Regions from separate parts of the Homo sapiens genome. Here regions 2 and 3 are each linked to region 1. A link is a loop called in an ENCODE intact Hi-C map of the cell type or tissue named here. Cell type or tissue: heart right ventricle. All regions are shown on one strand. Each heading gives the region's core, and the rest is flanking DNA. Links, peaks and the distances in the headings are about the cores only.

Region 1 (11,129 bases), core at 3,298-8,297:
TTATGCAGTTAAGTCCTCCTGATACTTGTGGATTAGCTCACTTGGAAGATATTGTTGAAGAAAATCATTAGGATGGAACAACAGTATAAATGCAATTGCATGTATGTGAGGTTTTTTATAAAAGAATTTTTGGGTTAAAATAAGCCTGTACGAGTATATGATCTTAGAAATATAAGATTTACTATGGGTTGATGGATCCCTTAGATCAGAGCTGGCTCCAACGGCACCAAATGGCCCTGCCTCCTGTCTTTGCTTCCTGCTGAGGATGCTGACATGTGAAGTTTCTTGGAAATGAAGTCTCTTTATGATTACAGAGTAGAGAACACAGTTTGAACCACTTCTTACTGAACTGGGGAAACCGACCCCTGACAGATTGAAAGATGAGGCTTCCTTGAATGAGAGAAGTGCTACCTAATATCGTCGGTGGGATGGAGTCAGGAATGGGACAAAGACAAAGGTTGGTGACCACTCCTTGAGTTTTCTTCTCTATTAGTTTGGCTCTTATAGCAAGACCACGGCCCCCAGCCACCCGGCTCTCAGAATAGGTAACTAAATGCTTGTGTAGATTTAGCAGAGATATGAAAGGTAGCAAGGAGGTGGGAGTAATGGGCCAATCTGTAGGGACTCTGGACATGGTGCATTAGAGACAAAATTAGAGATTAAAATGCCAATATGCTGGCCAGTGAGGAGACTGAGGTTCTGTAAATGGGACTTTAAAAATTAATTTTCTATTCTAAATATATTTAATAAGTGCCCATTTTGCATAGACTCTTATGCAGATATCATGAATTATACAAATATAAATGAGGAACAATAGCTGCCATTAGTGTAAATGGGAGATAGACAAACACAAATTGCAAAGGCCTTGTAAAGTGTGGTAAGTGCTTAAAGTTTTCAGACCAATGGCTATGGGAGTGCAAAGGTGGGAAAGTTAGAGGTAGTTAGAGAAATGACAGAGGACTTCTTAGAAGTTGGGTCATTTGAACTAGTCTTGAAAGATGGCTATGATGGTTAAGCTTATGTGTCGAACTTGGCTAGGTCACAGTGCTTAGATATTTGGTCAAACAGTATTCTGGGTGTTTTTGTGAACATATTTTTAGATGAGATTAACATTTAAGTCAGTAGACTTTGAGTGAAGCATATTACCCTCCATATGTGGGTGGACCTCATCTAATCAGTTGAAGGCCTTAATAGAGAAAAGACTAACTTCCCTGGAGAAAGAGGGAATTCTGCCAGCAGGCTGCCTCTGGACTAGAACTGCAGCTCTTCTCTAGGTCTCAAGCCTGCTGGCTTCCCTTGCAGATTTCAGGCTTACCAGCCTCTACAATCTCATGAGCCAATTCCTTAAAACAAATCTGTCTATATATGTGCACACATATATATATTCATCCTATTGGTTCTGTTTCTCTATTGAGAACTCTAATACAATTTCCCATATTTTAATTAGTAAAGAAAGAGGAGTGGACAATGGAAATAAGTGCACTGTATGGAGAAGTGAAGAGAATGTGCCTATGGATTGTGAATTCTCTAATGTGGTTGGATTGTATGGGTATCACAGGGCTCCCTAGTGGTACATAGTCCTGGAAAGGTAGACTGGGGCCAGATCATGTATGTCTTTGGTTACTGAGGCAAGGGGTTTGAGCTTTATTCTGTAGAAAGGTTTTGGAGCAGAAGAATGATATAACCATGGCTACCATTAGGAAGGTGACCCTGGCAACTGCGGAGGATAGAGTCAGGATGCCAGAGACCACTGCACTATCCACATGAGCAGAACTGAGCTGATGACGGCGGAACCAGGGCACTAGCTGTAGGAACGGATTAAGGGTATAGAATCAAGACGCTTAAAATCAGTAAGATTTGAGGATTGAATGGACAGTCTGAATCAAACATGTCTCTAAAACTTCTACAATGATTGGCTTGCAAGACGGTGACACCATAAATGAGATAAGGAAAACAGAAGGGGAAACAGGAATGAAGCTGTATGCAGGGACACAGGGTGTTAAGTTCAGCTATAGTCCCAGACCTGTGAGCATTCAGGCCTCAGTAGCACATGTGAGTGAATAGATTCAGGAGATATCCTGAGCAAAGGTGAAGTGAGAACCATTTGCATAAACAAACTATGGAGGAACAGGAGAATAGAGTTGGAGGATGTTGATATTTGAGGGCTGGGCAGAGGAAGAGGATTTAGCAAAGAAGACTAAAAAGGAGAGTTAGGAGAGGAACTAGTACCTAGCACATAGGTGGCACCCAATGACTTTTAAAAAAAAATTAATAAATAAACTAGGGTGATGCCCAGTCATAGAAGTTCAAAAAGATGAGCATGTGAAGGACAAAACAATGATTGTACATTTCAAAATAATGAATTTCATATACACTCGTTCCTCAATATCTGTGAGAGATTTGTTCCAGGATCTCCTATGAATACTAAAATCCATGGATACTTGAGTCTGTGATATAAAATGATGTAATATTTGCATATAACTACTAACAAACTCTTGGATCATTTAAATCAACTGTAGATTACTTATAATACTTAGTACAATGTAAATGCTATGTAAATTGTTGTTATGCTGTATTGTTTAGGTAATAACCGACAAGAAAAATGTCTGCATATGTTCAGTACAGACACAGTATTTTTTAATACTTTCAAATCACAATTGATTCAATCTATGGATTCAGAACCCATGGATACTGAGGGATAACTGTATATGAATTATCTCTCAATAAAGCTGTTATTTAATATGAATAAAGAATAAATCGATTAAGTAAGATTTTGTAAAAAATTAAGTGAGCTAAGGGCTAAGAAGAGGTCTTTGCAGTTGACCACTTAAGGCACCAATCACCTCTAAGCAAGCAATTCCAATAATGAAGGAATGGCAGAAATTCAATTATTGTAAGCAAAGAGTAAGAGGGTCAAAAGTGGAAGGATCTAGTATGGTACCTTCTTCCTCAATAAGTTTAACATCCTTTAAAGTTTCATTTTTAATATAAAAATAAACATTGTTATTGTAGAATATTGGAAAATAGATAGCTTTTTAAATAAGAACAAAATGAAAGTTGTCTGATTGCCTTTTTCTTTCTTTTCTTTTTTTCAGATAGTGTCTCGCTCTGTCACCCATGCTGGAGTATAGTGGCACAATCATGGCTCACTGCTCCCTCAACCTCCCAGGCTCAAGCAATCCTCCCACCTCAGCCTTCCGAGTGGCTAGGACTTGGGACTACAGACATGTACCACCATCCCCAGCTAATGTTTTTATTTTTTGTAGAGATGGGGTTTCATCATGTTGCCCAGGCTGGTCTCGAACTCCTGGGCTCAAGCGATCCGCCCACCTTGGCCTCCCAAAGGGCTGGGATTACAGGCATGAGCCACCGTGTCCTGCTCTGATTTTCTACCATACTGATAACAATGGTTAATGTTTTGATAGATATTCCAAAATTTTTTCTGTGCTTATTATAGAACTGAGATTATAAAAAACATTCAGTTTTATAATTTTTGTCCAAAAAATTCAATCTTACAGCATTTACCATTGCATAAATGTGCCATCATTTTAAACCATTCTCATATTGCTAGACTTTATTTCTTCCATACTTATTTTGCTATTTTCACTGTGATGAATATGTTTGTTCCTAAATCTTTGTCCAATATTGCTTTACTATTTCCTTCAAGTAAATGCATAGATGGAGAATACATGTGTCATAGATGGAAAATGCTATGTCAAAATTCATGGGCATTTTTATGACTCTTGCTGTATTGTCCAACAGCTTTTCAGAAAGGTACCAATTTACAATCCTTCATGAAGGATTCACTACATGTTCTCCCCTACTGAGTGTTAGCTTCATTCACTTCACATATTTGAGAGATAAAAATGATATCTCACTGTTGTTTGGATGTGCATATCTTACCTCAAAGAGCTCTCACGTAAGATTTATTCTTTAAGAGCTATAATTTGTTTCTAAGCCTCCTGATTAAAAAGTCAATAAAGAGAAACAAATTGATGAAGAAAGATTATGATAATGAACTCAGATTAAAATTTAGTTTTAAAAAACCAAGAAAGGGACATATCAATTTGGATAAAAAGCAGGACACTCTTCATTTATGATAACCAAGAACTGCAGGGAAAGAATCCCTCTATCATTCAGTTGCCATTACTCCTCTGGCCATTTTCTGAAGTCTGTTCCCCAAACAATACAGGAGCTGGGGTAAAACACTGATGTTCCAGTTTTCTCTAATTCCTTATATATAATCTTATCGACATAATCCAACATATTCAATTTCATTTGGGGGTAGTGTATTTCAGAGAAACGAACTAAAACGCTGTCTTAAGTATTTGTGTGACAGGTCTAATGCTACTACAATAAAAATAAAGCTGCCATTTCCTAAGAGCCAGGCACTGTGCCAGGTAATTTACACACACAATTAATTTTTGCAATACTTAATTGCAGAAGCTATTAGATCTATTTCACTGATGAGAAAACTGAGGCTTAGATTTGTTTATTTATTTTTACTGTGATAAGAGTCACACAGCTATTAAATGAATAATCTGAAACTTGAATCCAGCTGTCTGGTGCAAATGCCAATGTTCTCTCACAAATCCCACCTTTGTTTTGTACATCATTTGACATTAATCATATATGAGATTATTATCACTATCCTTATTTAAACTTCAAGAAAGGAAAATTATGATAATATAGTAATATAACATTATCTTAACAAAATATCTTATACTTTAGGTATCTAACGTCCATTATAAGGTCAGAGACAAACAACCTGAATTTTTAAAGCAAACACTTTAAAACTCTAAAGCCATCACTAAAAACTAAGTTATATAAATGTGCAAGTTAATCAATTAAAACGGAAATAATAAACACTTCAAATATTCCTCTCTGACCCTTCCAAAAATTCTTCCACTTCATTCAGCCCTCTAATCATTAAAGCTGCCACTTTTTCGCCATCCAGAATCAAAGTAACTTGCTCCACGTCCTCAATTCCTTACAAAATTTGGATTTCATATCCCACCCCTCCTTACAATCAGTGCCTTGTAACCACCCTTTAATGACTACGTGGATCTTTTTGTCATTCTCGTCTGACCAGTCTCAGTGTCCCCAGACCCACTGACCCACACCAGACACTCTACAGGTGGAACTAGTCATGTGCTAGGAGCCAGCTCCCATCCACTCTGGGGGAGTGGCTTAAATTTCCAGGAATTTTATCGGCTGATTGTTAAATATAATCATCTCTAAAATATGTGTGTGTGTATATATATATATATATATATATATATATATATATACAGTTGCAGGTAAATGGATTAAGACAGAAATAATAAATACTCAAAATTCAATGCTTCTTTAGAAAATAATGTGATTGGCCGGGCACAGTGGCTCATGACTGTAATCCCAGCACTTTGGGAAGCCGAGGTGGGCAGATCACAAGGTCAGGAGATCAAGACCATCCTGGCCAACATGGTGAAACCCCGTCTCTACTAAAAATATAAAAATTAGCTGGGCGTGGCGGCACACACCTGTAGTCCTAGCTACTTGGGAAGCGGAGGCTGCAGTGAGCCGAGATAGCAAAAAAAAGCCCAAAAGAAAAAAGAAAATAACATAATTTGGCTACAATCTGTGCTCTTCAGGCCGTGTGCATATATTGTAGGCATATGGTGAAAATACGACGTAATAGTGAGCTACAGTACATCTCTTCTCAACCCTACATTTAGTGATGCCATGTGGAAAGTTTGAAACCAGCCACAGCGGGAGCATTTACACCATGGAAGTCAGCAAATGCTACACATCAGGGCCTTTTAACCAATAAGCCAGTTGTAAAGCATTTAATAGTATACCACTAGATAAGGCCCAACAACCTTTTTTCAAACAGGCCTTCCAAGTGATTCTGATTCTGCTAGAGCTTGAGAACCACCGGTTTAGAAGGCCTAGTATGCTCTTCTCCCAATATTCCAACTTCTTCCTCATCCACACACAGAGTACCGGAGTTTGGAGCTTGCTTCACTTCAAAACCAATCTATCACAGCTTCAAACCACCTGATTTCATCCACGGAAGGTACATGTTAATATGAGAAAGATGACTTTCCCTGGGACCCTGTTTTAAATTTTTGCCCAAGATTTTATAAAAATAAATTGTTCTAAGCAGATTATTTGTTTATTTAATCTCAATTTAGTATTACTTCTATTTTTAAAATATAATAAAATTACAAAATATTTTTCCCCTGAAAATCATATCTCATGGAACCATGTCATCCAGACTCCATTTAGAAGTTGGCTGCTGAATAATGAAGACCAGCAGATGGCAGCAGGGACTCTTGGAAAGAAAGCCTCACGTCTTCAAACCATTTTGGCTGAGAAAGAACATAAATAAGTCAAGCACATTTCTAAATAGTTTGCTGGTTCATTTATTCTTCGTGTTGGCAAACTGCCTTTCAAAATTCAGTATAGATTATATTCTATGATTTCATAAAAACATTAACAACCAAAAAAGTCATGTAGTCTTTTTACCCAAATTGGTTCATGCCAGACAAGAGTAGACAGATCCTTTTCACTGTGTTGTCAGATTTAAAATTTCAAATTCTCGCAGACAAGACTTAAATTATTTTACTTCATTAATATTTTTAAGTATATTTAATATTATCCCTTCTACAACCAGTTTTCCTATGAAGTTAGGAGTTAAGACAGGCAGATAAACAGAGTACAGATTATAAGCCATACAACCCTCACATTAAAAAAAAAAACAAAACCTGAAAGACTAGAGCATTTAAACAAATGTTTTAGTTATCATCGTATCACTAAAATCCATGCAAGACAATTAAATTGAGTCTGATTTTAAGAATAATACAGACTACCGTGTGCAAGAGTCTTGGTTGCATCATTAAGGGGAGCTATTTGCAAGGAGTGGTTCTGTATCTATATAGCACTGACTGTTAAGAATCCATCAGGAATCTTCAGGCTCAAGAGCGGTTCAGCAACAGCAGTAATCACAGCATGAAGAAGTGATTCTCTGACTGCTGAGCAGGGTGTGGAATCAGCACTGGAAATATTGGCAAAACTGTCCTGTTATTTTTTATAATGTCATTTCAATGTCTTCTGATTAACTTTTTTTTTTTTTTTTTTGAGATGGTGTCTCACTCTGTCTCCCAGGCTGGAGTGCAATGGTGCAATCTCGGCTCACTGCAACCTCCCCTCCTGGGTTCAAGTGATTCTCCTGCCTCAGCCTCCCAAGTAGCTGGGATTACAGGTACCCACCATCAGGCCCGGCTACTTTTTTTTGTACTTTTAGTAGAGATGGGGTTTTATCATGTTGGCCAGGCTGGTCTCGAACTCTTGACCTCAGGTAATCTGCCCTCCTCGGCCCCCCAAACAGCTGGGATTACAGACATGAGCCACTGCACCCAGCCTGATCAACTATTTTTAACTGGGCACATAAAGATGCACAGACACTAGGCAGGAGTGAATCCATAATGTGTTTTTAACATCATTTATGAATCAGCACTGTGCTAGGCACTAAGGAGGCTGAGATGAACATGATGTCATCCCTGGTTACAGGAGCTCATAGACTACTGAATTCTAAATTTAGAGGATATTCAGTAAGTTCCAGTATTTATTTCACAAAGTTGTTTTGATAATGAAATGAGATAACATTTTTTAAAATTACTTCACAAACCATCCCAGCATTGAGCAAGTGCCAGTTTGCCATTATTTCTAAATAGATGAGTGACAGAATCAAACTGATATCCAAAAAAAGAGCAATGGGCAATGATGTACAAAACAGATTAAATGGGGAAAGTAAACTTAGGCAGATTAATCAGCTGGAGTCCACTGTAATAACCCAGACAGGAGGTGGCAGAGTATGAAGTGTCTGGGGCAGTGGGAACAACTGAATGAAAAAATGAAGAAAGCACGCAGATGACTTTGTGGCTGACAGCAGGACAACAGAGAGGAAAGAGACAAAAACGCCAAAAGGATGATTCAGAGAATAATGTAATAGGAAACTCAAGTGAGTGAAGTAATTTAGGGTGAAAGATAAAGAATTTGACTTTTGACATGTTAAATTTAAGATGACAGTGAAACATCAGAGTGAACAGAGCAGAAGGAAGTTGGGAGATGTCGCAACTCACAAACTCCTACTCAACTTTTAATACCCACTGCCAATGTCCTTTCTTCCAGGAAGTCTTTCCTTGATAGTCCTCAGAGGTCATTTACTCACTTCTCCAGGTTCCAAAAGCAGTTTGTTTAACATCCTAGTTTAGCATGTTATATTGGGTTGGCATTATCTAACTCTGTGTCTGTCACTTCAATGAGACTCCATTAGAACTCATTAAAAGTAGAGAAAGTCACTGATCTTTATATCCTTAGTACCAGCACAGTACATAATTCATAATAGGTACTCAATAAATGGCTAATGAATGATGAAAGTAACCAGCTGATAAAAATAAATAAATATCAAAACATAAACATCATCTGCTTAAAGGAGATAGAAAACTGTTAGTAAATATAATTTCCAAGGAAAATAATTATTTAGAAATAAGAAGTGAGCTACGTATAGGACCATAAGAATAGATGCCTTAGGGAGTGCTGCAGTTTGGTTTGTTTGACTCTTCCAAATCTCATTTGAAATCTGATCCCCAGTGTTGGAGGTGGGGCTTAATGGGAGGTGTTGGGGTCATGAGGGAGGATCCCTCACTAATAGATTAATATCCTCCCTGGGTGGTGGGGATGAGTGAGTTCTCACTGTTAGTTCCTGCGAGAGTTCTCCTGCCAGCTGGTTGTAAAAAAGAGCCTGGCACCTCCCCGGCCCAGCCCTCTCTGGCCTCCTTTCTAGCCTTGTGATCCCTGTATTCCTTCTTCTTCTGCCATGAGTGGAAGCAGCCTGAAGCCCTCACCAGAAGTGGATGCTGGCACCATGCTTCCTATACAGCCTGCAGAACAACAAATAAACCTCTTTTCTTTATCAATTATCCAACCTCAGGTATTCCTTTATAGTAACACAAATGGACTAAGACAGGGAGTAGAGAAGAAAGAGAAGCTAGTAAAAGAAAAAGAAAATAAGCCAAAGCCTCATAGAAAAGGGATGCTTTTAAAAACGAAGGAAGACATGTTCCAAACAGATTTAAAAAGCTACCAACATCAAAGTGAATGGAGATAAAGAACATACCATAGAATTTCAAAGCCAAATTTAGTTGAGAAAATTTAGGTCTATTCCACCAAGAACAAAAATAAGAGTAATGAGTAAATGTAGTTAATTTAGTGAAGAAGCCAAGGCTATGGGAACAATCCATTCTTGTTATTTATATGCTGTACAAAGGCTGCAGAAAACCAAGTTCAGGCTGGGTGCCTATCTCAAGGCAGAGAAGTTGAAAATATTAAGAGGATTAAGAAGCTAATTTTAAAACATGATGAATAACAGAAATGTTAGCACAGTACTACTGATGAGGAGGTGAAGAGAATAAACAAAGCTCTCAAGGGCATTTTTCACAAGGAGTAATGCTATGTCAAGATAACCAACTTCTTGTCAAGTATGCATTACTTTAGGACCAGACAGACTTATCTCAGACCATCCTCCTGTGACTGTCAGGCCAGAGGATCCAGAGGACCTTGGTTCCTGGGGAGGTCCAGGTGTTTCATTTGGGGTATCTAGTGCCTTGGTGAAGGAGTGGGTCTAAGCATTAGTATTAGACCATCTGGATTCCTAATTTTATTCCAGGAAGTCCTAGTATTTGTGGATTGTTTAGGTGATTCCAAGAATCAGCCTAAGAAAGGACTCTTAAGATAATTTGCCTTCTTATTTCCAAATGAGGAGACTGGGGTCCCAGGAGGCCAAGTGGCTTGTCTAAGATCACACTGTTGATTATAGCAGACCAGACCAAGTCTAAAACCCAGGACTCTAGATGGCCAATCCTATAGTGTTTGTATTTTACACTTTTCAATATTGTAGAGGATAGAACAAAGAAAAAAGCAAGAGAGAACAGAAAAGAGACAAGATGAGACCAAGCTATTTCTCCTCCTTCTTGAAGGTTGATTCTTATCCACAACTCTGGTGAGCTCTTTCCTCTTCCTTGGTATAATATGGACTTATTAGCTCGAGAATACTGACCCTTCCTCTCTGAAGTCAATACTCAGGGTTTCACCTTCGATAGACATTTTTTAAATCTACTTGTATAAATCATTAACCTGTTTCCTTATACATTTTGTAATTTAATTATGGGTACCTTATTATCTCATTGTTTTTATTGTGATCTGATTATCACATTTTAAATCCTATTGTCTTAGATAGTTACAATTTTTGCCACATCTTTGATTTCTGAGATTAGACTGAACTTCCTTTTCCAATCACTGAAGGCATAATCTGATGATGCAGTAAGAACTACATTGAGTATACCACATACCACGGTCCAGGTACTTCTCTAAACAGTCTATATTCATTAACTTACTACTTCACATAATTCAATCACATCAGCCCTCTTGTCTTCTCTATTTTACATAGAAGGAAGCTAAAGCACAAAAGGGTTAGGTAACTAACCCAAGAACACGCAGCCAATAAGTGTGGCAAAAGTGTGGTTCTCGAACCTGCGAGCTAACCACTCTGTACCACCATCCCAGCAGCCCTGCCTCTGACTCCACTGAAACCTGGTTCATCCCTTTTACTTACAAGGAAGTTTCATGAGCCCCTGACAATTTCCAATAAAATAACTGCTCGTACTTACATAGACTTATATAGAACTTAGTAAGAGCATGGCACCATTTTAAGGACTATCCAAATATTATCAATTCACTTAATTTCAAAACAATCCCACAAGGTAAGTGGGAATATTATCATCACATTCATGTTACACATGAGAAAACTGAAGCACAGAAAGCTTAAGCAACTAACCAGACATTACACAGCAAGCAAGTAGAACTGGGACTCAAATCCCAGCAGACAAACTCCAATCCTCCCATCTTAATCACTAGGGTGTCCTGCCTCTGAAGCAAAGGGCATAAAACAAGCCAGAAAGTGACCTGCCTTTGTCATGGACTCAGTTTACCAACCCATCCTCCAGTTCTTCTTCTCTGACCCTGACTTCCTTTGCATCAGATTCTGCTTGTCTGCACCTATCCCTAGAATGCACTGTTGTTTTCTT
Region 2 (8,294 bases), core at 210-5,209, 360 kb after region 1:
TAACACTGAGAGGTGAGTATTATTATCCTCATTCTAAAGCTGAAGAGCTGCTCAAATAAATCAGCAAGAAAAAAGCAAATAATCCCATTAAAAAGTGGGCTAAGGACATGAATAGACAATTCTCAAAAGAAGATATACAAATGGCCAACAGACTTGAAAGAATGCTCAACACGCTAATTATCAGGGTAATGCAAATCAAAACCACAGTGTGATACCACCTTACTTCTGAAAGTATGACCATACTTAAAAAATGAAAAAAATAATAGATGTTGACATGGATGTGGTGAAAAGGGAACTCTTCTCCACTACTGGTGGGAATGTAAACTAGTACAACCACTACGTAAAACGGTGTGGAGATTCCTTAAAGAACTAAAGGTAGATCTACCATTGACACTGCTGCATATCTACCCAGAGGAAAAGTCATTATAAGAAAAAGACACTTGCACACACATGTTTATAGCAGCACAATTCACAATTACTAAAATATGGAACAAGTATATATAACAAGTGTGTGTATATGTATATATGTATATATGTGTATATATATGTATATATGTATATATGTATATATGTGTATATGTGTATATATGTATATATGTGTATATATGTGTATATATGTATATATGTATATATGTATATATGTGTATATATGTATATATGTATATATGTATATATGTGTATATATGTATATATGTATATATGTATATATGTGTATATGTGTATATATGTATATATGCGTATATATATGTATATATGTATATATGCGTATATATATGTATATATGCGTATATATGTATATATGTATATATATGTATGTGTATATATGTATATATGTGTGTATATATATGTATATATGTATATATCCCATGGAATACTACTCAGCCATAAAAAGGAACAAAGTAATGGCACTCACATCAACTTGGATGGAATTGGAGACCATTATTCTAAGTGTAATAACTCAGGAATGGAAAACCAAACATCAAATGTTCTCAGTAATAAGTGGGAGCTAAGTTATGAGGACACAAAGGCATACGAATGATATAATGGGCCAGGCGCGGTGGCTCATGCCTGTAATCCCAGCACTTTGGGAGGCCAAGGCGGGAGAATCACGAGGTCAGGAGATCAAGACCATCCTGGCCAACATGGTGAAACCCTGTCTCTACTAAAAATACAAAAATTAGCTGGGCGTGGTGATGCGTGCCTATAGTCCCAGCTACTCGGGAGGCTGAGGCAGGAGAATCGCTTGAACCTCGGAGGCAGAGGTTGCAGTGAGCCGAGATGGCGCCCCTGCACTCCAGCCTGGAGACAGAGCGAGATTTCATCAAAAAAAAAAAAAAAAAAAGATATAATAGACTCTAGGAGGAAGGATGGGAGGGGGTGAGGGATAAAACACTACACGTTGGGTTCAGTGTACACTGCTTGCATGATGGGTGCACTGAAATCTCAGAAATCACTGCTAGAGAACTTATCCATATAACAAAATACCACCTGTTCCCCAAAAACTATTGAAATAATAAAAATAATAATAGTAAATGAAAATAAAATAGATTAGAAAAAAAAGTTGAAGAGATGGAAGCTCAGAAACATTAACTTTCTCAAAGTCACTCAAACCCATACTGAAAGAGAAACGTATACTCTTCCTACTAACTTTATAACCTCATATATAGATGTCATTTCTCACATCTTTTGATGCCCTGGCTAGCCTCCTGGGTGGCTGCTTTGCCTTTTATGTGATGTTTTGAGTCCTTCTCAAAGGACTCAAATGCAAGTTTGAGTTTCCAGTGAGGCTGGAAGCTGCTGTCTTGTGTTTGTTGTCCTGACCTAATGTCTTCCTGCCTGCAGGGTCCCTTTGACTATCAGTTTGTTCCTCCTTCCTCATCCCCTACCAATCTCCCAACTTCATTCATTTCCCTTCCTTTATTCCCATCAACTTTGCCCCACTCCCTTCACCATCACCATCCTCTCCATCATCAGACTCCATTATAATTTGCCTAAAGTTTATAAATGTGGACCCTTGAATCAAATTTTCTCAATGGGTAGCAGAATCTTTCCTCGAAACTGCTTATTTGCTCTCCAGAGTGCTTTATTGTTTTTGTGAAGAATTCTACCCCAAATTATTTTTTATTGAAAATGTCTGACTCAGTGGCTTTATTTTGATAAAGCCACCATGTAGCATAAAAAGTTTGATGCTGTTGAGTGCAGACATGCTATTTACATGGTTATCTTTCATCTATTTGATAGGAATTTCAAGTAGAGACATTTCAAGATGAAAAACTGAAACTTTTATAATTTTGTTTTAACTTTTCCCGCTATAAATATGTAATGATGATTAAGATAATTAAGACAAAACCTGAGTCCTGATTTTTAGCAATAAACTCGTGCCTAAAAACAATAGCCTATATTTAGATAATGTTTCAAATCATTTTCATGTACTTTAAATCAACCTCCATAAAACCCTCTGAGGTAGACCATTCAGATGTAATTAGGAAGCATGCCTATTAAGTAGGAAGTTAAGAAAATGAAGGTTCTCTAGAAAGTCTAATAGAACCCCAAGTATGTCTTCATATAAATTTGACGTCTTTCATCATTTCAATATCATTGAAAAATCACCAGTTCACCCCATTTGTAGAGATACTCTTTAAAAACTTAAATAAATTTAACTAACAATTATCTTTTGAAATATTTAAGCAAGTTATATTTACTATTTAAATAGGTTACAAGTTTAAACTGCTGTTTAAATTGCCCTCGGGGATTTCCCTAAAATTTGAAGCCTATGGATATAATATCCAATTTGCCAGAAAGTGGGCGCCCTCTTGTGGAACACTTAATACCAAAGAGGAGCAGACTTGCATCAAAAAGGATTAAACAGTCTAAGCACAGCAGCATTCATTCACCAATGTATGCACTGAACCCTTAGAAATAAATTAGAAAAGCAAATAATATCTTAGTAGATAAGTTTACTCAAGACAACCGAGAGCCTTAGAATTTGAGAACTACATCACCAAGGTGTAACATCATTTGACGGATAAAGCAAACACATTTCAAAGAAATTAAGTGACTTATCCTCAAATTATAAAACATCAACAATCTGAGATCCTGCTAAGAATGTAAGATCTTTCATGAGAATAGCATTAACACGGTGAGTGTGCATAAAAGATCCTGAAGAGATATGCCTCAAGAGAAATATATAGTATGGCAAATATTTCAATAATACCTTTTAAAATACTTTTAAAATTAATTTTTAATTTTAATTTAATAAATTTAATTAAAATTAATTTAATAAATTTAATTAAAATTAATTTAATAAATTTAATTAAAATTAATTTAATAAATTTTAATTTATTTTTATTAAAATTAATTTAATAAATTTTAATTTAATAAATTTAATTAATTTTAAAAATTAATACTTTTAATAATACCTTATGGTTCTTCATCCCTTAGACATTCTTGAATAAGAGTCATTGGTGGAGGAGGCTAATGATAAGGCTGATGCCCTGATGGAAGGGGGGTGATGATGCTGACCTTGACCTACGATGAGGTGTGGGTATCAGGAAGACCGTAAACAGATGGTTTAGAGAGTTTTGATGAGGGTGAATCCACAGAACCTGCTGAAACTGGTTGCCGTGAAAGGAAGAGGCAAGAATGGCTCCAAAATTTCTGATTTGGAGCAACTAAGTGGATGGCAATTGACGTAGGAAATATGAGAGCAAGAACAGGCTTGAATGAATAAATTGTAGCCAAAAAAGTTATTAGCTTGTTGTCTACATTTTCTTTAGGAGGAGTGGGTCACATAATCTGAAACCTTGCATGTATTGGAAGTGGAGGATATGTGAGAGTGTATCTGCAAGAATATTTAACTGACAGCAAAGGAATTAGAGAAAGTTCTTGCCTGGTTGGCTTGCACGTGTTGATAAGACTCGAAAAAACAAAAACAGAAACAAAAAAAAATCAAGGGTATAATGGAGGCTTTATTCTTCTCTGTCATTTTTTTGTCAGTAAACCTTCAAAATACCCCAATTTTAAGATGTAATTATAATAGAATTAAGTAGCTCTAAATTATATAATAATTGCATTTAGTTTTAATTATGATTACTTTTTTATTTTAGCCTTCTTGCTTGACATTTTTTTTGCAACATAATTGCAATGATGGGCAACTGGGTAGGCCTGGTTGTTCTCCTTATTTACTGTCTAGATTATTAGACAAAGGTAATATTCTGAAAATATTACCTTTGTAATGTACAGGTGAGCTATACATTTGGGGAGGGGACTATATGTCAGATTCCTTGGTTTAAAATATTATTCTTTTTGGGAGGTTTCAGAATTTCAGAGAAAAGTTCCAGAAAGAGAGTAAACCTTGGAACATTGGGCACAGATTCTTTAATGGTGGAATTTCAGGAATGGAGGCAGATAATAATGAACATGTCTTAGGACCTAGAACAGTTGACTAGAGTGTCTCAAATCACACCTGAAAGGTAGTCAGTCACCAACTTTTTTCCTTCTTGTAGAGTCAAGAAGATAAAGCAGATAGACCACGGGCTGTGGCCTCAGACAGAGGTGAGTTCAAAAACTGTCAGATCCTTACTGTATGACCTGCTGTATATTGTTAGCCTTCCTCACTTGAAGTTTTCTCATCTATAATGTAGATGATGATAATATCCATGTTGTATTAGACTTCTCAGACTGCCATAACAACATATGACAGGCTGAGTGGCTGAAACATCAGAAATTGTATTTTCTTACAGGTTTAGAGGCCAAGACATCCAAGATCAGGGTGTTGGCAAATTTGGTTTTTAGTGAGGGCTTTTTTTTTTTTTTTAAGACGAAGTCTTGCTCTGTTGCCCAGGCTGGATCTCAGCTCATTGCAACCTCCCCCTCCTGGGTTCAAGCCATTCTCCTGCCTCAGTCTCCCTAGTAGCTGGGACTACAGTCACGCACCACCACGCCTAGCTAATTTTTGTATTTTTAGAAGAAACCAGGTTTCACCATGTTGGCCAGGATGGTCTCGATCTCCTGACCTCATGATCCACCTGCCTTGGCCTCCCAAAGTGCTGGGATTACAGGCGTGAGCCACCATACCTGGCCTGTTATCTCTTCTTTTAAGGACATATTCTGCCTGATCATGGACCCACCTTTTTGACCTTACTTAACTTTGATTATTTCCTTAGAGGCTCCATCTCCAAATATAGCCACACTAGGGTTAGGACTCCAACATATGAATTTTGGGAGGATGGGTGGACATAAACATTCAGTCCCTAACAAATGTCAAAGAGCCTCAGTGAAGATTAAGTAATATAATGGTGTTAAATACCTGACTCTTTTCTGGTTGTAGAATACAGATAACAGAAGTTGACTTCCTTTGCCCCTTAAGAGACATGTCATGTCTATTGTATTTAAAACTATCATTCCATTTGAAGGGTCTACTAGAGGAAACATATTTTGCCATTCTTGCTAAACGTGTTATTACATGTAACACAGCATCTATCAAAGAATGGAAGAGTGGAAATTGCTTTCTCCACTTTATTGGTCCTAATATTCCTCATTTTTGTGTTGCCTTTTGTAAGCCACCAAATCATAGTATTATTACTTTGTTTCCCTCTTGAGGAGTTAATTCCTGAATTCTTAGGATCTTTGGCTGAAGGAGCTCAAATTGCCTTCACCTTTCTTTAAGGTGCTTTCAGAGAGTGGGGAAATTGGGGATGTTATGTAATTATATTTTCTTCCTTTATTTTTTTTAAAAAAACAACTAAATATATTTAACTCAGCAATTCCCCTTCTTGGAATTTGTTCTAAGGCAATAACTTAAGATTGCAAATGCAAGGATATTTCCTGTAGCATTGCCTGTGACAAGCAAAATCAACTGGAAGTAACCTCTACATTTCATAGCACAGGCTTGCTTAGTCAGCATATCCATTTAATGAAATTATAGGTCACTACTGAAAAGCATGCTGTTAAAGAATATCTGTGGACATGCAGAAATATTTAGAAGCCAGGCTGTAAGTCCAATGTCACCAGTATTTTTACAAAGAAAAATAGGCACGGAGGAATAATCTAGGACACACCCTGAGATGCTGACAGTGGTTACTTTGAGATTAAAGTTAGCATTTTCCTAGTGTTTTTTTCTTCCAATTTTCTTGTATTAACTATTAATTGTAAATATAAAATAACTTAATAAGCATTACTTTTTAAAAAGCTGAGACATCTGGAGACCCACAGTATTTTCAGTGGGGTTCTGCCTTGGTCAACATCTGTTGGGGAAGAATTGAGCACTGATGAATGCTCCTGAGGAGGGTAATTTAGGAAAAATGGGTGACACTCCAACTCAATGACTCTTTGAAAGCCCTAATGGTCAAAATGTAAGTGGATAAATTTTATATTATTATAAAATATGTCTATATAAATAATAAAAAACTGGAAGGAATCAGAGCATAAGTCAACAGTGGCACTTATAGTGATTTTTCTTTTCTTCTTTTTATATTTTTAAAGAAGGATTTAATTTCATAATGGACATGTTTTAATGTCATAGCATTTTTTTTTGCCACTGACTCAGTAAATGAAGGGACTGCACTTTCAGGAAAAATTAAATTTAAAGGCCTTGAGAACAAGGAAAGTGCAATATTCTTCTTAGTTTCCCTCTTAGCATCCAATATGGGCCCAAGTGCATGTTGGTGACCTGATCAAATACTGACTGGATATGTCAAGATGGATTTATCTGTGCTACTCATGTTTCTTTACAGTGTGAACAGTTTTGAAATCAGTGGCATATTGAGCTCTAAAACAAAAAAATAAATAAAAATTGGTGGGAGAAGAATTGCTTTCAGAATGGAGAACACATTTTTGCTTCTTCAGGAAAACAGCCAGCAGTAAGGAGATAAATCCTTGGATGAGAATCAAGGAAGTTTCTAACCACAAAGCTAACCATCAGTTGCTCATGTTGTTCCATGAGCAGATTCTGCACGGATCACCCTCAGCATTGGTTTCTCATCCAGTCACACAGGGGACATGGACTTGTTGATTATTTAGGGGTGTGTGGTTATTGGTAAAAAGCTTCCAAAGATCTTGTTCCCATCTGCTCAGCCACTTGATGGGCTAAATCCAGAGCCAAGTGTTGGGTCTTCCCTAAAACGTGCTGACCCGGAACCACAAAGCCCGGGCTCAGCCTCCAAAGCTGCCCTTCTTACAAGGAGATCAAAACCAAACTGTTACGAAATCCATCAAAATAAATCAACTCAACCTCTGAGAATCATGAAAGCATAGTCCTCAGTGAGGGAACAATAACGATGAAGTTAAATATTTACATAGCATCTAATACATTGCAAAGCCTTTTACTTGCACATTTGAAATTCTCTTGACCTAGTAATAAGAGAGGCAGACAAGGTCTCATTAGCCCATGTTAAGAAAAGAAGAAACAAAAACACAGATTCAGTGTTTCACCCAATGTCACCTGGTGTGTCAGTGGAAGAGGTGGGATATGGCTCCCAGGGTCCCTAATTTTTTGTAAAGTCAACTTTATTAAGGTGTAACTTACATACAAGAAAACTTGTCAATTTTAAATATACAATTCCATGAGTTATGACAAACTTTTACGATGTGTAACCACCAACACAATCGAGATATAGAACATTTCCATCACCCCCAAAGTTTCCTCTTGTCTTTGTAGTCAAATCTCCTTCCACTCCCAACCTTTGGCCACTGGCAACCACTGATCTGGATTCTATTATTATAGCTTCACCTTTTCTTGTATTTTATGTTAGTGAAATCACACACCATATGGCCTCTTAGTATAACACTTTCTGAGATGTATCCATGCTGTTAGCTGTATTTGTAGCTCAATTATTTTTATTGCTGAGTAGTACTCCATGGTGACAGTATTCTGTTGTGTATTTTATTCTAGTAGAATTTTATTGGAATATATGAATATATCACAGCTTGTTCATCTGTTTACCTGTTGACCCACCTTTACTTTGGGATCTACTAAAACGCTGGTGGGTACTTGCCTCCCCCATCTTTATGTAATCTTTATGAGGGCAGTGACAGTGTCTGTCTGGGCCACGACTGTTTCCCCAGTGCCTAATACAATGTTCAGCACAGGGGAGGCACTCAGTAAAGATTTTATGAATGAATGCATGAATGAATGAACACATGCGTCAATACATTGGTTTAGCTAATCAACTGAGAATGGAGACTGACCTATGAAAAGAACACATTATTAGCTAATTTCTCTATTTTGACCTTTTTCAGGTTCTGAGCACTAGACTAAGCTCAGTCTTTCATAAACTGAGAGAAACAATTCTTAT
Region 3 (11,129 bases), core at 2,474-7,473, 210 kb after region 1:
TATGAAAAATTTTATACCAACAAATTAGATAATCTAGATGAAATGGACATAGTCCTAAAAAGACATAAAGTATAAAACTGACTCAAGAAGAAATAGATAATCTAAATAGACCAGTAACAAGTAGAAAGACTGAATTAATCAAAAAACTTCTCAAAAAGAAAATCTTAGGACCAGATCACTTCATTGGTGAATTCTACCATATGTTTAAAGAAGAAATAATATCAATCTTTCATAACCTCTTTCAAAAATTAGAAGAGGAAGAAATACACTCTCTAAAGCCAGAATTATCTTGATACCAAAACCAGACAAAGTTATTTTAAGAAAAGAAAATTATAAGTCAATATTCCTTATTAACATAGATTCTTCAAAAAAAATACTTCAAAAAATACTAGCAAACTGAATCTAGCAACATATAAAGAAAATTATACATGAGGATTAAGCAGGATTTATTCCAGAAATGCATGGATGCTTCAAGACCTGAAAATCAATTAATGTAAAACATTATAATATAAAACTGTACACTAGACGAAAGGAGCCAGACACAAAGGACCACATATCATATGTTTCCATTTATATGGACTGTCCACAAAAGGCAAATGTGTCAGGACAATAAGTAAATTAATGGTCGTCAGAAGCTAGAAATAGAAGGAAACAGAAAGTGACTCCTAATGGGTATGGGATTTATTTTGAAGGTGATAAAAATGTTCTGGGACTAGACAGTGTTGATGGTTGCAATCTTATAAATATACTAAAAACTACTACATTTCACACTTTGAAAGGATAAATTTTATGGTATGTTAATTATCTATGATTATATATATATAATTTTATTTATAAGTTGATGCATGTTACATGCACACAAACTTATAGCTCAAGATGACAACCTGAGAACGCACTTCTACCTTCCTCTGCCCCAATGTCCCATTAAAAAAAATGAAGCCCAATATGCTGGCACACACTTGTGGTCCTAGCTACTCAGGAGGCTGTGGCAGGAGGATCACTTGAGCCCAGGAGCTCGAGGCTGTAGTGAGCTATGATCATTCCACTGTACTCCAGGTGACAAAGTGAGACCCTGTTGCTAAAAAGTAAATTAAAAAGTGTGCAATTAAAAAATAAAAACACAGCTGTAAAACAAGAAAAGGAAGAAGCAGATAATGAAGACTTAGGAAGATAATAAAGACTTAGATAATAAAGACTTAGATAGAAGGTGTACAGGATTAGTTAGAGGAAGTAGAATAATGAAAAGCACCACCCAAAATAATTGGGGCTAAGCAAGCATCTTCACAAAGGAGCCCCAAAAAGCTTTCATTTTAAAGTAAACAAATAGAGAACACAAGAGTAGGCTGAAAGGCAGCTATCAAGATAGTTCAAGAACTAACTGCCTTTAGAAAAGTGGTATGAGTCTGACCCTTTCCTTTCGCAAGTATTCAATAGTAGTTTTTACCCTGAGATTTGTTTTATAAGAAAGTTGGGCAAAGTGCCTAGAAGTGAGTGTTGAAGCCACAGAGATACAGCATTGGAAATTCATAAAAGACTTTCCCAAGAAGGAAATGGTGATCTTGCGGGAGACAAGAGCATAGAACAGAAAAACTGCTGTGCTGAGTCAGATTCCTGTTCCATGCCTGTGATGATAATTTGTACATGTAACTTGACTGGATCGGGGGTGCCCAGATATTTGACTAAACATTATTTCTGGGTGTGTCTGTGAGGGTATTACTAGTTGATATTAGCATTTCAATCAGTAGACTGAGTAGGGCAGACTGCCCTCCTATATGTGGGTGGGTAAATTTACTCAGGGTTCTCCAGAGAAACAAAACTCAACAGATTAGATGATGCCTAGATGATGGTTAATTCTATATGTTAACTTGACTGGCCATGGGGTATTCAGTTTAACCATTATTCTGGGTGTGTCTGTGAGGGTGTTTCTGGATGACAGATGAGTATTTGAATTCGTGGGCTCAGTAAAGTAGGCTTCCCTCCCTAATGTAAGTGTGCACCATCCAATCCACTGAGAGCCTGCATCAACAGCACATCATGGGACTCCTCAGCCTCCATAGTCAGGTCAGCCAATTTTTTATAATAAATGTCTTTTGAGTTTTCTCTCTCTCTTTATCTATGTATCTATTTACATCCTAATTGGTTCCATTTCTCTGGAGAATCCTGACTAATCGAATGTACTTAAATGTTCCTTCCTTGACAGAATCCTTTGTATGGACACATGGATATCTTCCTTGATATCAGCTTCCAAAGATCTGTGGACTCCTCTCACAACATTTAAATTCCTGAGCTGCTACTAGATCTTATGTATGGATTATTGAATAGCTTCTGTATAAGTATGGTTAAAAAAAAAGTTTGATGTCTTTCATAAATAGTTTTCAATTCTGCAGTAGTGTCTTATAGACTGAAAGCATCCATATAATGTAGCTGTTGCAGTGGTAGTACTATTCGAAGGAGCATTTTTTGTGTCAGAAGAGAACAATGGGTTTTAAAAATAAACAATAACATAGAAAAAGCAAAAAGGTTTTAATCTTTCTCCACTAGAACTGGGTTCAAGAGTTCTAGAATCAAGCCTTGTAGAAATTTAGATTAATGTTACACTTCTGTTGTGGCCTTTGGGTCAGAGAGGACCCCCCACGTTATCCCCATCATCCCCTCTCTACTCTTTTATTTCCTAAAGCCACAAATTTGGAGTACCCTAAGTCAGGAAAAGACTCTAGTAAGGAAATGATAAAGGAGAATATGTGACAATCAAGAGTGCATTGCCTTTTTCCATTTGTAGACATGTGGGCATGTGCCTTTCTATTTGTTTTGTAGATGCAAGCTGCACAAAGGCCAGTTGTCTTCTCTTATATTCACCAGTGTCTTTCCAGAATCTAACCTGTTAGCATTGTTGGCATTCAATGATAATGATGCTCACCATTTCTATAAGGTCCAGCATCTGCTGACGCATACTCAAGGCTCAGACAATATTACTTAGATATTCATGGTTGCCAAGCCAGTTTACTTTTTGGTTTAACTCCATAAGAAGCAATCCAAAAAAAAAAACTTTAAATAAAATATTTTCAGTAATCATGGAAGGGAGAGGGAAAACCATTAACTGGCATCATACCTTTTGCCCTAATATTATATTGTTTTCTTCCAAGAAAACCCTATCATTTCTTATTCTTTTTATATCAGGATACATAATACGACATATTAAGAAGTTTAAAAAAGTCAACTCCCCAGATTGGTCAAATTATGCTGAATAAACAAGTAGTTGAGTACTCTCTATTCAAGCTTGTATTTGCTTTTTAAAAGAGATGATAAATAAACAGCTGACATCTGAACTAAAGAGTTCAAGGCAACAATCCCTATTTGCAGCTCCTAAATCCTCAAATTTCTAACAACCATAAGGGTTTTTTTATTTCTTTTTGTTTACTTGTTTTTTGTTTGTTGTCTTTTAATAATCCTTTGGTAGCAAGCCTTACCTGACCTCTACAGTCCTATTAGGGCTCTTATGTAATATATGGAATATACCCTTATTACTTTTATAAAATCTGAAAAATCCTGAACTTGAAAACTGTGGACATTCATTCAATTGAGGTGAGGATCCAAGACATTAGAAGAACAAACAGGTGTATATATATTTAAGTAAGGAAATTAGGCAAATCACAATCTCTATAGCACTGATTTCATCATTTGGAAAATGAAGGAGTTGCACAAAAATATGCTTGACAGTAATTAAACTCTAGGATTCTACCTGATCAATTTATATCCTGATATATAACAAATTATGTTGAATTTTGGATTATGTTGAATTTTTATAAAATTATAGGTATTTAGCTTTGCCAATAATGTGTGACAAACATGCATTATTAGCTGTGTCTTCCTATATAATAAGGTTTAGTACCTGCTTTGCCAAACACAGAAGATATGCCTTCCATAATGGCCTTGTGGATATCAGGATGAGAAAGGACGTATGCAAGTGTCCAAAATGCAACCTTAAAAAGAAAAACATATATCAAAAATATGAACTTCTTTGAAGGTGAACAAAAGCATATTTAGTATTAGCCATACATATATTTTTTAAAAAGGATGATGTTTAAATTAACCTTAAGAGCACATTAGTAGAAAGCATATTTTGAAAACAACTAGATATTATTAATAAGAGATATGTAATATATCTCCAAGAAGCCAGATTTAAATTTTTATTTTGTCACTATAATTTAACTATATAATTTAAATAGATTAAACATCTATCTTCACTAAAAATGAGAAAAGTTGTTATTTTTACTAATGAGTAACACAAAATATTATATAGGCATATATTAAATTTTCAGAAGCAACTAGTTATGACACTTAAGAATATTAATCCAAAACAAAAACATTTCTTAAGATTTAATTTCCTTAGAATACAAGTGAATTAGCACATTTTATATTCTGCAACTGAAACACAGTAGTTTTAAATAAGCCCAGGAAAATGCAGCAGGAAACCATCCCGTAAACTAAATTATGAGAGTACTCAATGTCAAAAACAAAGTCCTTTTTTTTGGCTTTTTTTGGCTCTGAATTAGTAAATAAAAGAAAAAAAATTTTTGAGTCCTTTCACACTTGAATGCTATTGAATATAGTATATTTGCACATTTTCTCTCTTGGCCACTCAAACTTATTTCATATCTTTCCTCGTTGTGGTATTACAAGATAAAATCATACTGCTTTACATCTTAAAAATTAACTTCCTCCTCAGGTAAATAGTTTTGCTTCTATTCTTAGGTTACGTAATAAAGAAAACCTGTATAAAATCATCCAAAGAAGTGTGGGTTTCACTTTCATTTTTTTCTAAATACATTTATTATGAAAGAGATTTCATCTAGGAGAATTGGTCCTGAAATGATTCATGCAATATTTTGACTAAATTTAGTCTGTCTCTTTTGTGAGGTAACATTATGTACCTTTAAATAATACCAATACTCCCCTCTGTGGTCAAAAGAGGAAGAGCAATTGTCCGAAAAGAAGTGCTCAAATAAGCCAAATTCAATACTGTTCATTATTTTTCCCTTTCTAACTTTAAATTGATAGTGCAAGGATAAATATGGTACTGTTTACATAAACGATGTGAATAGGGGAACCAAGGGTCCTCAATTTAGAGGCTTTCTTTCAGGAGTGTTATCCAGATTAAGAAAGATTTATCCTAGAGATTTTCTAGTTCATTTTTACAGATGATGAAACAGATGCTCAGAGAACTATCTTGTCCTGTCTCTACTCAGGCCCCCTTTCTACTATTAACTACAGATAAAAGTGCTAAATTACTGAATTCAATTAATAACTACTCCATACTCACTTCATCTTACTTGAAGAGTCAGAGTTCATGTTGGGGAAAAAAATAGTGATAAGACATAATGTATTAGTCTGTTTTCACACTTCTTTATAAAGAATTCCCTGAGACTGGGTAATTTATAAACAAAAGAGGTTCAACTGACTCACAGTTCTGCATGGGTGGGGAGGCCTCAGGAAACTTACAATCATGGCAGAAGGCAAATGGGAAGCAAGGCACATCTTACACGGTGGCAGAAGAAGGGGGTGGGGAAAATGGCCAAACACTTTTAAAGCATCAGATATTATGAGAACTCACTCACTATCACAAGGACAGCCTGGGGAAAACTGTCCCCATTATCCAATCACCTCCCACCAGGTCCCTCCCTTTACATGTGGGGATTACAATTCAAGATGAGATGCGGGTGGGTACACAGAGCCAAGCCATATTACTTAGATTTTCAGTTACGCAAAACGGATGTTCATAGTTGTATGTGCCTAAATATAGCTTTAGAGATTCAATAAAATTGGATACTACTTTTTAAATGACAAACATAAGCAATTTAGCTAAACTACAAATGGCTGTTACTTTTATTTATTTATTTTTTTTTTTTTTGAGACAGAGTCTCGCTCTGTTGCCTAGGCTGGAGTGCAGTGGCGCAATCTCGGCTCACTGCAAGCTCCGCCTCCTGGGTTCACACCATTCTTCTGCCTCAGCCTTCCGAGTAGCTGGGACTACAAACACCTGCCACCACGCATGGCTAATTTTTTGTATTTTTAGTAGAGACAGGGTTTCACCGTGTTAGCTAGGATGATCTCGATCTCCTGACCTTGTGATCCGCCCGCCTCAGCCTCCCGAAGTGCTGGTATTACAGGCGTGAGCCACTTTTTTTTAATGTCTCCTTTTTCCTTAACAGATTACAGTTTTTAAAATTTTTTCTATTTTTAAAAAAGCCAAAGTATTTTTAAAAGATAAAAAGGCATATAAAATAGTTAATAAAAGTTTATATGTATTACTACATCAATAAGCAAGAATAAGTGACTTTGAGGTCTTTGTGCACCCACATTTGGGAAAGGGGTTGAAAACTGCTCCCAACAGTACCAATTAGTATTTTGTAAAACAGTTCAAGTCCAAGGTCAGAGATGGGCAAGAAGAAGAAGGGCCACTCAGCTCACTGAACTGCAGAAGCAGCCACCATAATGTCATTCCATTGTTTTGGAGAGGTAAGAACAAATGAGAGAAAGGGCAAGGAGGAAAACTCTGTATCTTTGCTGTGTCAAAGAGAAGATGAATTGAGTGTGTTCTTTGGTACTGATTTATCTATTCAAAAAGAGATTTTGATGGAGTCTTCATACCATGCCAGAGAGTCTTCTACCGATCATGGTAAACACAAATATGTTGGGAGATAATTCCTGTCCAAAGTATTTTCACATTTAGTTGGGCATATGAATACATATTGGAGAAAAATGAACGAAATGTACAAGACAGTGAGAGAGCAAACACATGTTACAAAAAATAAATACTGTGGGAGTTGAGAGTGGGATGGGGTAGCAATTGCTACTGAAAGTATTTAGAAAGAATGTAAGAGATGCAGCAGATAAAAAAGGTAAAATGTCAGCTTTGTGATTGGTTTGGAGAAATCTTCTAAAAAAATCATTTGGCAGTCAGAAATTTCTTGGAACTTAGAAATGGTTTTCCCATAAAAATAATTTCATAAATTATAGTTAATATCTTGGGCCACAATGGAGCCTCCTAGTGACCCAGTGCCTAACCCATCTGAAGCCTGAGCTCTGAGTCCTATGGGCCTTGAGGCAGAGTACAAAGTAGGAGAGAGGAGATATAGATATACTCTGGGCTCCAGGAAAAGACAGGCCCCACCACCTACACCTCTGGTAGGGCTTCTGGTATTCTCAGCAGCAATAAAGGTCACTAAAGCAGAATAGCAGTGGATATTCCCACTCTGGGGCCTTTGAGCCATCAAATATTTGGAAGCCTATGTTCAGTATTAACGGGCCATTGAAAATAATGATTGACTGAAACTAGGGAGATAATTTTTGTAAGGGAAGAAAACTAGCATTTATTGAAGACCTATGCTGAACCAGGTGCTATTAGCCACAATCTATTTCTTACCAAAATAATCCTTACAACAACCCTTTAAGGTAGGTATAGCATTAATCCCATTTTACAGATAAGGGCACTGAGGCTTGGGCAGGTTAAACAATTGGCCCACTGTTACCCAGTGCTGGCAATTGGCTTTGGATCTGACTCTAAAGCCTCTCCAGGATCTCTGCCTGCTCACCAGGCTGCCTCTTGGAGGTGCCAACAAGAGCCAGTGAGATGGAATATTCTCTAATCATCAGACACTTTCTTTCTGAAATGAATGATTTAAATCCTTTCAGACCAGCGCCAAGAACAAATTCCAAAGAACCGACTTCCCCTGTGTCAGATCAATGGGGCTTTGTGTGTCTTTCTTCCGGGGGATGTTTCTAACAAGATATTGAAAAATAATTCTTTGACAGGAGTGCCTGTTTTGTTGCTACTTTGAGAGTTGTTTTGATGTTTGTTTCTCAATTTTGCTATAGCTTAATCAGTTTCCAAGAATATTATTTAAGGAAAAACCAGAGAAGAATATTATAGGTACATAAAGAAGGGGAAGGGTTTAGACTACTTTTACTTGACCATATCAGATGAAATGTATATTCCACTGGCTAACATACCTTTGAGAAAAGAGGCCAGAATTTCTATCCCTTCTCTTTATGCAGTAAATTTTTCAACAAGTTAAGGGAAACTAGAATATCATGACTGAGAAAGCCTTTAACAACCTAGGCCTTTATAAAAGTAAGGCTAAATAAATAATACTTAAAACATCTTCCTAATTTCTATCTGTTAGAAGAAAAAGGAAGAAAAATGCCCACACATATCATCATGGATAGGTTAAATCCTCCTGTTTAGTAGAAAACAAGTATATTTAAAAAGTTACCCTTTAATTTCAGATAATATAAGTAGCATCTTAGGCTAATGTGAGAACCTCCTGGCCCAGGAAACTGTTGGCACTGAACATGACGTGACAGACAAATCTCATGGCTCTAATCTAATGCAAGACAGATTTTAAAAGAAACAGTTTTTTAGCCGGGCCCAGTAGCTCACGCATGTAATCCCAGCTGCTCAGGAGGCTGAGGCAGGGGAATCGCTTGAACCCGGGAAGCAGAGGTTGCAGTGAGCCGAGATCACGCCATTGCACTCCAGCCTGGGTGATAGAATGAGACACCATCTCAAAAAAACAAAACAAAACAAAACAACAACAACAACAAAAAAACCCACAAAAAACAGTTTTTTAAGTCTTGCCTCTCTTTAGAAGTGTTGAAAGTTCCAATTTCACCAGCACCATTCATGCGGAAGCTTGTAGGACCATAATGCTAAGCAATGCAAACAGGAATGGCACACAGAAGGAGAATGGGTACAAATGGAGAGAAAGAGCTAATATTCATTGATACCAGCTAGGCTTATCTTATTAAATCCTCATAACAACTTTGTAGAGAAATGAGAATTACCATTTATTGAGCACCCAAGTTCTAAGACCACAGTGGGAGGTTCACATACATTATCCCTTTTTTTACCCTTATTAGGTAAAATAGTACATTATCTCTTATTAGGAAATGGAGGCACAGAAAATTTAAATTACCACCATGACAGTCTACAACTACAAATTGGGATGTCTGGATCCAAGCCCAAGTTACCTGAAACTATCCATTTACTTACTCTTTCCAATAAAAGCATGTGGCCAATCCCTATTCATCTTTTCAATACCAATACTGAGCACATTGGTAGACATACAAAAAGTGTTCCATAAACAGATGTTGTCTACAACTGGCCCCAAAGGGCAAGCTTTTCCCTCATCCTGTTACACACTGCCTTTCAGAGGACAGAATTTGCTTGAGATCTGTTTCGTCTCCTTTGTAACCTAATCAGATTTCATTAGGCATTCAGTTTTGGTTTTTATCTCACAACCAAATCCACTGTAGTTTTTTTCTTTTCCATAATGAGTGATGAGTGGAAAAAAGAATGGAAGACAGAAATGAAGGAAAAAAAGATGAAAGGACAGTGGAGAGCAACGTAACTCATACTTTACTAATATACTTACAGGAACAGCATTAGACAGAGAAGCCCAAAGCAGTAAGAGCCCATAATTGGGTGAGTTTTCCTTACTTGTTTCCGTCTCTACAATATCCAGCGTAGCTTGCAATAATGTCTGTTTAAAAGAAATAAACATTGCCAAACCATGGCTATGTGACAAATATCGATGTTAATAAACAAGAGATCATGCCTTTTTCTTTAATATGAAAGATATCATTTCTGCCATTCCCAGGTTTTGCAGTTTGAGGCATGTGAAGGGATTTATGTCCTTACTGTAGTATAGTAATTAGGAGTAGGGATTCTGGAGCTTGACCGCCTCACTGCATTTGTTCAAATCCTGGCTCAGCTATTTAAGAGCTGGATGACCTTGAACAAGCTACTTTAATCTCTCTGTGCCTCTGTGTCCTCATCCATAAAATGTTCATAATATGGTACCTACCTCGTAGGATTGTTGTGAGAATTAAATGAGTTAGTACCTAAAAAGTGCTTAAAATAAAACCTTTCAGAGGGTAAAATGCACTTTGGATCTCTACTTTACCAAACTGAATTGGCAAATTGTGTGTTATTATCTCTGCCCTCCACACTGCTCTGGAATCCCTGTCTTATAAACCTCTGCTCTTAGCAAAATGCAAGCAATAGAGAAACACACATCTCTGGTGCATTCAGGAGAAAACTACACCCCCATCCACCATACAGATTCTCAGCCCATTCACCATGGGAGACAGAACTGCCAAGCCAGAATATTACAAATACCACAATACTCTAAAACCATACAGAGAACGGACATTTGACTTGAACAGTGACAGCTCAGGGCAGGGCCCCATCCAAGGCTACCCATCTCAAGACATGTTGTTCTCAAGTCACCAAACAAATCCCACTAAAGTATTTTCTTCATCGGGCGGTTTCCCCAGATTTGTCTTTGCCAGTGACGGCTCTCCATCATGGGAAAAAATTCAGACACTGTAACATTTTCATTAAGTTACTCATCTACTTTTAATCTTAAATAACTTATGTCTAGGTGATAGAAATAATGGGAGCTAATATCAACTCACTGCTTGCTAAGGGCAAGTACTGTTTTAAGTGTATTGCAAGTATTTAACCCATTTCACTCCTCACTATAACTCCAAGATGCAGATACTACTATCTTTTTTTTTTATTTTTAAGAAAAGATGTTTACTTGAGAATAGAGCATGGCAATGGGAAAATGCATGCAATAGTAAACTATGTGCGTATTCAGAGAGTTAAAGGAAGACAACAATTTTTAAAGGAAAAAATGAGAAGGATTACATAATTGTTGTGCAATCATTATTCTTGTCTACAAAGATCAATAACAATATTGGACAGGCCAGGTGCTAGATAGGTGTTCCTGTAGAAGTATTATTGTGTAGGCTGTGATGGTCTTTGTGCAGGTTTGTGGTTTTTGTAGAGTTTTCTTTTCTTTCTTTTCTAAATCACACATTCAAGCATGAGAACCCTCTCTTCATGACCTTCCCTGGCTCTATTTGTCAGGTTTTTTTTTTTTCTTAGGTTCAGGGGTACAGTTCAGGTTTGTTCTATAGGTAAAATCGTGTCACAGGAGCTTGTTATAGATTATTTCATCACCCAGGTACTAAGCCTAATACACAATAATTGTTTTTATCTGTTCCTCTCCCCCCTCCCAATCTCTACCCTCAAATAGGGTCCAGTGTCTGTGGTTCCCCGC

Evidence for each region. Peaks named below come from ENCODE experiments on the same cell type or tissue, not always from the same donor. Only the 100,000 strongest peaks of a DNase experiment are listed, where the experiment ranks them.
Region 2: a loop joins it to region 1, with 7 times the contacts of the local background. A loop is called at or near these places in 36 of 110 quality-filtered maps.
Region 3: a loop joins it to region 1, with 13 times the contacts of the local background. A loop is called at or near these places in 92 of 110 quality-filtered maps.

What each region holds. Positions count from the first base shown.
Region 1 is chr6:46,413,441-46,424,569 of GRCh38, forward strand. All of the region lies in intron 2 of RCAN2 (regulator of calcineurin 2), which reads right to left. Among named protein-coding and RNA genes, the nearest start is that of RCAN2, 72 kb to the right of the region's middle. In heart right ventricle, for the core only: a CTCF peak has its summit at 6,294 (motif pointing right); a DNase peak (open chromatin) is centred at 6,311; H3K27ac peaks cover 3,227 bases.
Region 2 is chr6:46,778,841-46,787,134 of GRCh38, forward strand. No RefSeq gene overlaps it. Among named protein-coding and RNA genes, the nearest start is that of MEP1A, 10 kb to the right of the region's middle. In heart right ventricle, for the core only: CTCF peaks have their summits at 2,825 (motif pointing left) and 3,025; a DNase peak (open chromatin) is centred at 2,806.
Region 3 is chr6:46,621,529-46,632,657 of GRCh38, forward strand. CYP39A1 (cytochrome P450 family 39 subfamily A member 1) reads right to left here. Exons shown (of 12, transcript NM_016593.5): 6 at 9,435-9,542; 7 at 3,890-3,980. Among named protein-coding and RNA genes, the nearest start is that of CYP39A1, 26 kb to the right of the region's middle. In heart right ventricle, for the core only: a CTCF peak has its summit at 4,964; no DNase peak of the experiment used is centred there; H3K27ac peaks cover 529 bases.